Linked DNA regions of Homo sapiens: regions 2 and 3 are each linked to region 1. Evidence: chromatin contacts called from ENCODE Hi-C or POLR2A ChIA-PET data. All regions are on one chromosome and are shown on one strand. The core of a region is the stretch at or near the end of the contact, and the rest is flanking DNA. Distances in the headings are between cores, read along the strand shown.

The links. Hi-C counts contacts between places; a loop is a spot of excess contacts on that map. ChIA-PET counts read pairs that join two places held with the same protein, here RNA polymerase II (POLR2A). Pooled maps may share reads with other maps.
Region 2: a loop to region 1 is called in a map of HepG2, with 20 times the contacts of the local background. The contact joins the enhancer-like site here to the promoter of ZNF599 in region 1. A Hi-C loop is called at or near these places in 1 of 168 maps with a recorded cell type or tissue (HepG2). POLR2A ChIA-PET finds 5 or more read pairs at or near these places in 1 of 52 experiments (BJ).
Region 3: a loop to region 1 is called in a pooled map, with 15 times the contacts of the local background. The contact joins the promoter of ZNF461 here to the promoter of ZNF599 in region 1. A Hi-C loop is called at or near these places in 2 of 37 single-sample maps with no recorded cell type and 3 of 50 pooled maps. POLR2A ChIA-PET finds 5 or more read pairs at or near these places in 1 of 52 experiments (RWPE1).

The regions. Positions count from the first base shown.
Region 1 is chr19:34,771,768-34,774,865 of GRCh38, forward strand. It overlaps ZNF599 (zinc finger protein 599), which reads right to left and starts at 1,448. Exons shown (of 4, transcript NM_001007248.3): 1 at 1,057-1,448. The coding sequence starts at 1,074. LOC124904696 (a long non-coding RNA gene) reads left to right here and starts at 1,580. Exons shown (of 2, transcript XR_007067234.1): 1 at 1,580-1,927; 2 at 2,500-2,922. RefSeq lists a silencer at 1,099-1,158 and an enhancer at 1,269-1,378.
Region 2 is chr19:33,023,143-33,026,196 of GRCh38, forward strand. The region is part of intron 3 of RHPN2 (rhophilin Rho GTPase binding protein 2); the gene reads right to left. Among named protein-coding and RNA genes, the nearest start is that of RHPN2, 40 kb to the right of the region's middle. Within about 2 kb of position 1,434, at least 3 of the 41 ENCODE cell types and tissues checked have a DNase peak (open chromatin) inside an H3K27ac peak, as active enhancers do.
Region 3 is chr19:36,665,067-36,668,183 of GRCh38, forward strand. ZNF461 (zinc finger protein 461) reads right to left here and starts at 1,771. Exons shown (of 6, transcript NM_153257.5): 1 at 1,624-1,771. It also overlaps a transcript of ZNF567 not described here. RefSeq lists an enhancer at 1,948-2,077.

The sequences.
Region 1 (3,098 bases), core at 198-2,697:
ACTAAGTGGTACAGGCCCAGAACAGAATAGTTTTGGGCCTGGGGATGAAAAACAGAACAGAAGCTGACATTCTGGGGTTGGGGGACAGATCCTCAGCAATAAACAATCAAGATAAAGTCAGAAGACTCTAGAAAACAACACAAGAGTGAGAAGACCACAAAGACTGGGAGAGACTTTACATGATGCAACCAGGGAAGCTCTCTCTGAAGAGACCCTGGAACAAGGTTAGATTGAAGTTAGAGAACAGACCAGGTGAGGAAAAATGAATAGACAACTCCTGAAGGTGATCAGAGCTACGAGGAGTAAACAGTGTGACATGCTGGAGAGTAACTTGGGGCCTTATGTGCTCACACTCCAAGAGACATACATTCATGTACACTGTCATTAATGAATATTGTGCTGGATTTGCTTTTCAAATACAAGAGCATGTGTTAAACAGAAGCACGGATTCACTGCTGTTAGGCGGCAAGCCAGATTCATTTGTAATAAACAGACGGCATCTGCAAAGATAAATCCAATGAGCTTCTTGTCTTCTAGCCTCCTGCCAAAAATGCTGCTCCCGCCTCACCTCTTGCCCTCGAGGCTCTCATTCCCTCTCCCAGCTTTTGGTAGGGCCAGACTTCCGCTGGAATGATCCCCTAAAACAACAGCAGGACCTAGAGAGTCCTTCTTCAAAGACGGCACCTAGAGTGATGCTCTCCGAGCAGTGAAAGACAGGACCCACGTCACAAGCGTACCCTCTCCAGCTCCCTCCACAGAGAAAATTACTGAGACTCGCATTTTAGACCCGAGGGAATGGAGGCCGAGGGCAGCGAGGCGACAGCTCCAGGTTAGAGCCAGAGACAGGGACCTCTCCTTACAACTCCTGTCCTGGATTCAGGACCCTGGGTAGGAAGTGATTAGCCCTGCCCTCTCACCTCACCCTCTCCCGGGATCTCCATAACCTAGGGCATCAAAAGGGAGAAGCACAGAGTCCCGGCATCCGCCGTATTACAGCGGATGGGTGCATGCGGGCGGTGACCCGAGCTCGCGCGGGCTGCGGAACCCTCCACTCACCAACGCCGGCGCCGCCATGGGCCCAGGGGGCTGGGTGAGGCCGTGAGAGTCGGCGAGGAAGCCGGTCCTGCGGGCTCGGCCGACCCCGGGCTCCGGCTCTGGGCTGCGAGGGACCTCAGTCCCCGCCGTCGTGTAAAATGCACACAAGGTTCGCGGCGCCGCCTCTGCGCGCCGTGAGGACACAGGGCTGTCGCCAAGGCCCCAGGAAGGGTTTTGCAGACGCTTGTGGGGGTGGGATCGCGGCTGACATAAAAGCGTGTAAGTGGGTCCTATCCTCCTCACTGTCCGTCTCTACTCGGTCTCGAAAAGTGGCCCCTGTCTGGCGTTCTACCCAGTGTAGCGTTGGCAACCACAGCAGCCGCAACCTAACGGCGGACGAAGACTGGACGCCGGAAGTCCCGCCCACGCCGCTACGGGAACGCCCCTCTGCGCCTTCCGTCTATGGCTTGGGGTCGGCTTCCGTCCCTTGTAGCACTGCCTTCTGGGTAATGTAGTTTGACGGAATCCGGGTGGTACCTGGAGCGCACTTTCTGTTCTCGGTGAGGCGGCTTCTCAAGGCTCCCAAGAAAGGGATTGGCTTCACCTCTTCTTAAAGGAGAGGCACACAGAGTTCCGTGGAAATTATCTGAGGCAATGACCCACTCTCAAATGTCTCTACCAGGCAACTCACGCCTTGACTTTCCTCCCTGTGTATCCCTGCGCCAGCAGTTCATCTCTCTGAGCCTTGAGATGGAGATTCCTAAGGAAAATGAAGATAATTATTTAATATGATAATATTAAAATTTCCCCTATCAGTAATTTTCAGATGACATCAGCATTACCTGCGAATTTGTTACCAATGCAAGTTCTTAGTCCCCACCCACTGAATCAGGTACTCTGGGGGGTGGGACCCAGCCCTCTGCTTAACTTGTCCAGGAAAAGTGGATGCTGCAAAACATTTGAGAACCAGACTCTTTAAATTCCAGTAAATAAATGAGACAAAGCCACCTGTTTGGTGGGAAGTAACTAAGAATTGCTTAGCACTGGGCCTGGAACATACCGATAAGAACATAAGAGCTATTGCTGTCATTATTAATATTCTGTATTATTGGCAACATCATCACAATACACTGCTAGGGGAGGGTCTGAGATACTTCTTTGCAGACTCTGATATTTGTCAAAACAAATACGTTGACTGATTCAACAGGAGCCTCATGAATACTGTTTAAATTTTACATAATAATACGTTGCAGCATTTGGCGTATGCATCTTTTTAAAACGGTATATGCAGGAGGGTTTCCTAATATACAGGTAGACCTATTGCCCAAGGGATACTTTCTTACATGATTCAAAACTTAGGATCACTGAGACTAATTACCTGCAGCCCTAAGGGAAGAGTGGAGTTGACATGGTTTCTAGTTTGTGATGTAAGATGGCGTGTCACTGTTCATCTCTAATTCACAGCAACCAGGATCTGACCCCTCCCCATCTGCCCCTCCAGCCCCCAGGGAAGCCAGAACCAGGCACAAACCAGATGGCCCAGCTTATGCCCAGCAACTCAGGGTCACCAGATCTTGTCTCATCAAGACACTTTCAGCCCACCACCCAAACCTGTAGCCCACATGAAGAGGGCAATAATCCTGGACACTGTGAAAAGTAAAAGCATTACATCCAAAGAGGCATCCCCAGGATGGAGCAGAAATAAGAAAACATAATGAAGACACAATTTTGCAATCACTTCTGCCTATATTCCATGGCCTACAAACCACTCAAATAGCTCCACATGTAAGAGAAGCCAGGATGTGCTGTCCTCCAGAGCATCCAGAAAGAGATAATGGGACTGATAAGTCCTTGGCCATTTTCTAGTAAAATCTATTAATTTAGTCATCAGATTTCCATTCTATTATTTATCCTATACATTCTACACTCTCACATGCTTCTTAATGCGAGAAGCCAAAATCTGCATGCAGTCTCTGACCTCATCTGAATGTTAAGATCTCAGGGTGATATGTTATGCATCTAGTCCAGATTTTGGGTGGGGATGCAGCCAAACCATATAATAT
Region 2 (3,054 bases), core at 184-2,683, 1.7 Mb before region 1:
CAGTAGTGCAGGCCAGGTGCAGTGGCTCACGCCCATAATCCCATCACTTTAGGAGGCTGAAATGGGTAGATCACCTGAGGTCAGGAGTTCAAGACCAGCCTGGCCAACATGGTAAAACCCCGTCTCTACTAAAAATACAAAAACTACCTGGGCATGGTGATGTGTGCCTGTAATCCCAGCTACTCAGGAGGCTGAGGCAGGAGAATCACTTCAACCAGGAGGTGGAGGTAGCAGTGAGCCAAGATCACGCCACTGCACTCCAGGCCTGGGCAAAAGAGCGAGACTCCATCTCAGGAAAAAAAAAAAAAAAGAAAAAAAAAAGATCAACCATGCTAAGAAAGAAACAATCTACTTTGAAAACAGGGCCAGGCATGGTGGCTCACACCTGTAATCCCAGCTCTTTGGGAGGCCGAGGCAGGCGGATCACGAGGTCAGGAGATCGAGACCATCCTGGCTAACGGTGAAACCCCGTCTCTACTAAAAATACAAAAAATTAGCCAGGCAAGGTGGCGGGCGCCTTTAGTCCCAGCTACTCGGGAGGCTGAGGCAGGAGAATGGTGTGAACCCGGGAGGCAGAGCTTGCAGTGAGCCGAGATCGTGCCACTGCACTCCAGCCTGGGCGACACAGTGAGACTCCATCTCAAAAAAAAAAAAAAAGAAAAAAAAGAAAACAGAAGAGCGCAGGACCCAAATGCATGGTGCCGTGTTGAATCTGCACAGCTCTCCCTCTTCCCAATGACACAGGGCAGTGACTGGCCACTCTAGAGCCCAGGGACCAATCCAGAGACCTTCGGTTCACTCTGTGGGAAGCCCTGTGTTGCACGTCCCTGCTCTTCGGCATGGCAAATGCGAGTGTGGAACAGCCGACATTTATTCCCAAACCTTGGCCCCATCTCGCCTCCTCCAGAACCTGAACCTTTTGGACAAACACTGGAATTGAACACCAGAGCATAGGCTGGGAGAACCTTCCATTAGCTGTCGCACTGACTGGGCGTTCAAAACTGCACAGGAGGCCGGGTGTGGTGGCTCATGACTAATCCCAGCACTTTGGGAGGCTGAGGTGGGTGGATCACGAGGTCAGGAGTTCGAGACCAGCCTGGCCAACATGGTGAAACCCCGTCTCTACTAAAAATACAAAAAATTAGCTGGGCATGGTGGCATGCGCCTGTAGTCCCAGCTACTCAGGAGGCTGAGGCAGGAGGATTGCTTGAACCTGGGAGGCGGAGGTTGCGGTGAGCCGAGATCATGCCACTACACTCCAGCCTGGGTGACAGAGAGAGACTCCATCTCAAAAAAAGATAAAACAAACAAACAATAAAAACCGTACAGGAGCCCACAGGTAAGCCAGGCATGTGGTGTCACAAAGGGAAGAGCCAGCGAGGTTTCACACACTGACGCCTCCCCTCCAGCTCTGAAACCACCCCGGTGCCCTGCAGAGGACCAGCACCAGGAAACACACATTCCATAGGTGACTCAAGGTTCCCAAATCCCGGGAGCTATTTTCCGACTGAGTTTCCCCTGGGGCCCACCTACTTTTTGAGAAGTCTCATGCCCACACTGAAGAAGCACGTAAACCCTTCTCTGAACTGTCTCAAAGTTATTTCTCCTTAAAAAGAAGCATTTCGCTTAGGGTTCTGTTTTGTTTTTGTGTTTTTTGAGACAGGACTTTTTTCTGTTGCCATTACTACAGTCTCGACCTCCCTGGCTCAAGTGATCTTCCCACCTCAGCCTTCTGAGTAGCTGAGACTACAGGTGTGCACCACCATGCCCGGCTAATTTTCCTATTTTTTGTAGAGATGGGGTTTCACTATGTTGCCCAGGCTGGCCTTGAACTCCTGGGCTCAAGCGATCCCCCACCTCAGCCTCCTGAAGAGCCGGGATTACAGGCATAAGGCAAGAGGGGCATTTCTTTCATAGTTAGATCTCCATTTTTGGAGATGTATTGCAATTCTGAGGGATGGTGTTGTTGGCTTTCACGTTGAAGAAATCGATTCCAAAATTGAGTTATGGAGAATGATACAATAGAGTGCCTTCAAAATTGACCTAGGGGCCAGGCACAGTGGCTCACATCTGTAATCCCAGCACTTTGGGAGGCCAAGGCGGGCAGATTACTTGAGACCAGGAGTTCAAGACCAACCTGGGCAACATGATGAAACCCTGTCTCTACTTAAAAAAAAAAAAAAAAAACAATTAGCCAAGTGTGATGGTGCGTGCCTGTAATCCCAGCTACTCAGGTGGCTGAGGCACAAGAATCGCTTGAACCCAGGAGGTGGAGATTGCAGTGAGCTGAGATCGCTCCACTGCACTCCAACCTGGGTAAGAGAGGGAGACTCTGTGTCAAAAAAAAAAAAGGAAATACAACCTTAAAAGGAGACTGGTGTGTTACTTTAATTTGGATTTTTCTGTTTCAGTTTGTCCCTCCAGCTAGGAAACAGACTGCAGTCCAACGTAAGTACAGTGCACAGAATCTCTGTGTGTGCATAGTGGCCTCCCCTTACAGGGTCAATTTTGGCCTTTGGCCTTAATCCCAAAGTATTTGTGTATGCTTTTTGTTCCTTGGCAAATAAATGAGGAAATAATTAGCCAACATTGGAAAGGTATTGTCCTAACAATGTCCCTTTAATATTTCTTAGGAAAGTTATGGTGACCCACTAAAATATCCTTGCTTAATGTCTGTTCAGTTGAATTTAATAACATATCTTGCTAATGTTTGCGTGTCTATGAAATGTGACTACGCGGAATTACTGAAAATTAACTATAAAATCCAAGGCATCTAACTTTTAAACTTATCTTGGCTCATCACGTATATTTACACTAGATTTTATACTGTGTTCATTTGTTTTTTTTTTTTTTTGTCTGTTTGTTTTGAGACAGAGTCTTGCTCTGTCAGCCGGGCTGGAGTACAGTAGTGTGATCTCGGCTCACTGAAACGTCCAACTCCCGGGTTCAAGCAATTCTGCCTCAGCCTCTGAGAAGCCAGGATTACAAGTGTGCACCACCACGCCTGGCTATTTTTTTTTTTATTTTTAGCAGAGACGGGGTTTCACCATGTTG
Region 3 (3,117 bases), core at 521-3,020, 1.9 Mb after region 1:
TCGAAGCCAGGATCAGGGTGCTGAGAACTGCACTGGGTAGATTTTCACTGAATTAAGAGGAAAAAGAAAAGGTAATGAACATTATGAGAAAAGATTAGGGAAACAGAAAACAGACCCAAAAGACCCAGTGTATGTGTAACAGAAATTTCAAAAATAGAGGCTGAAACAACACAGATGGAAGAGAAAAAATAAATAGAACAAAAATTTGCAGACCAAAATAAATTCTTGAGTCTTTAGTTTGAAGTACAGTGCTGTAAGAATTAAAGAAGAATCATACCTGGAAACATCCTGAAAAATATTCTTAAGTTTGTCTTTGAATACAGACAAAAGGACATAAATATCTTTTAGTAAGAAGTTGCAGAGGCCGGGCGCGGTGGCTCACGCCTGTAATCCCAACACTTTGGGAGGCAGATGCGGGCGGATCACGAGGTCAGGGGCTCAAGACCAGCCTGGCCAACATGGTGAAATCCCGTCTCTACTAAAAATACAAAAATTAGCTGGGTGTGGTGGCGGATGCCTGTAATCCCAGCTACTCGTGAGGCTGAGGCAGGAGAACTGCTTAAAACCCGAAGGCGGAGGTTGCAGTGAGCCGAGATCGCGCCACCGCACTCCAGCCACGGTGAAAGAGAGAAACTTCGTCTCAAAAAAAAAAAAAAAAAAAGGAAGTTGCAGAACAATGTGTATTGTGGCCAAATCTCAGAAAAAAAAAATCAAACACATAGGTACATAAGCATACTACATATGTGGTGTTTTTCTGAGGCTGTAATGATAAATGCGGGGTAGCAATGTGATTTTCGCTTGTGTTGTGTGTGTAAATCTACAGCTAACTCCTCAAGTAGTCAGGAAAGGATGAGAGATGGATGAATGACAGATCTCTGGAGTGGGGCGTCCTGAGCCTTAGATGTGTGCACAGGAGCGGGGTGAGGTGAATGTGCGTGTGTCTGTGTGTGAGAGACCAGAGTTGACTGAGAGGAGTGGAAGCTCTCTGCCTGATCGTGTGAGCCTGAGGATAACGTGAATGTTTTTTTGTTTTTTTTTTTTTGAGACAGTTTCGTTTCACTCTTGTTGCCCAGGTTGGAGTGCAATGGCGCGATCTCGGCTCACAGCAACCTCCGCCTCCCGGGTTCAAGCGATTCTCCTGCCTCAGCCTCCCAAGGAGCTGGAATTACAGACATGCACCACCATACCCGGCTAATTTTGTATTTTTAGTAGAGGTGGGGTTTCTCCACGTTGGCCAGGCTGGTATCGAACTCCCGACATCAGGGCATCCACCCGCTTCGGGCTCCCAAAATGCTGGGATTACAGGGGTGAGCCACCGCTCCCGGCCTGTAAATGTGCTTTTTCTTTCACGTAAATAAATGAGATTTACACAAATAGCCATTCACAATCATGGTCACAGTCACCTACAAACCCCATTTACACAAATGATCAGGCACACAATCACACTGTCACTAAAGCACACCCACGCACCAGGTCGCTGTCCCAACAGTAACACACAGCCCAAAGAGAAACCCTACTTCCTCACGCATTCAAAACACACCCACCTAAGGGCTGATCCCGCACTCAGAGGCCTAAAACTATAGACATTCCCTTCCGCGGCACTGGTGAGCCAGGATTTCTTACCTTCAGCATTCTCAGGGAAGGCTCTGGTCCAAGCTCTGATTCGGATTCCAAGCGAAGCCACACGCCCAGCTCTTCCTTCTCCACCGGCCCGGGACATCCTTACCTGCCTCTACCCGGAGACCATTCCTGCGAGGCTCCTACCGGAAGTAGCTGTGGACAGCAGTGTCCTCTGGGAAATGCAGTCCGAGGGGAGAGCGCCTGGGGTGGAGCGGGTGTGTTCCGCCGGGCTCCGGGATGCACTTGCGCAGTTTCACCCGAGGCTGGAGTGACGCCAACCTGTTAATGTTCGTTTTCGGATTCTGGACTTCGGGTTCCGCTGAGGACGGATTTCGGAATAGGCACAGTGGCTGCCCCGAACCCCTCAAGGCGGCCTCCGCGGGCTGTGGCTGAAGATAATTTTCGGCGGGCGCGGACTAACCCGGCTTCCCTTTGTGGAGTTGTGGTGAGAAAGGTGTTTTGTTGTGCGCGTGTCCGAAGGTGACTCCGGAGGAGAAGGTGGATATGAACTGACGGTGAGGGTGTAGCGCGTGAGATTTGTATGTGAAACGATTTAAAAAAAAATTTTTTTTTTGGCCGGGCGCGGTGGCTCACGCCAAGGCGGGCGGATCACCGAGACCAGCCTGACCAACATGGAGAAACCCCGTCTCTACTAAAAATACAAAATTAGCCGGGCGTGATGGCGCATGCCTGTAATCCCAGCTACTCGGGAGGCTGAGGCAGGAGAATCGCTTGAACCCGGGAGGCAGAGGTTGCGGTGAGCCGAGGTCGCGCCATTGCACTCCAGCCTGGGCGACAGAGCAACTCCTTCTCAAACAAACAAACAAAACTGTATGTCATATATTTGACTCCATTTATTTATTTATTTAGAGACAGAGTCTTCTTGCCCTGTTGCCCGGGCAAGAAAAAACAAACAACAACAACAACAAAAAACTGTACGTCATATATTTCACTCAACTTTTTTTTTTTCTTTTTTTTTTTTTGAGACGGAGTCTCGCTGTCGCCCAGGCTGGAGTGCAGTGGCGCAATCTCGGCTCACTGCAAGCTCCGCCTCCCGGGTTCACGCCATTCTCCTGCCTCAGCCTCCCGAGTAGCTGGGACTACAGGCGCCCGCCACCTCGCCCGGCTAATTTTTTGTATTTTTAGTAGAGACGGGGTTTCATCGTGTTAGCCAGGATGGTCTCGATCTCCTGACCTCGTGATTCGCCCGCCTCGGCCTCCCAAAGTGCTGGATTACAGGCGTGAGCCACCGCGCCCGGCCTCTTTTTGAGACAGGGTCTTCATGCCCTGTTGCCCAGGCTGACTGCGGTGGCGCGATCCTAGCTCACTGCAGTCTCCACCTCCTCAGCTCCTCCCGCATCCACCTCCCAAAGTGCTGGGATAGCAGGCGTGAGCCACCGGGTCAGGCCAAAACGATTTATTTTATTTTTATTTTTTTGGTAAAGACAGGGTCTCGCTATGTTGCCCAGGCTGGTGGTCTCGAACTCCTGGGCTCAA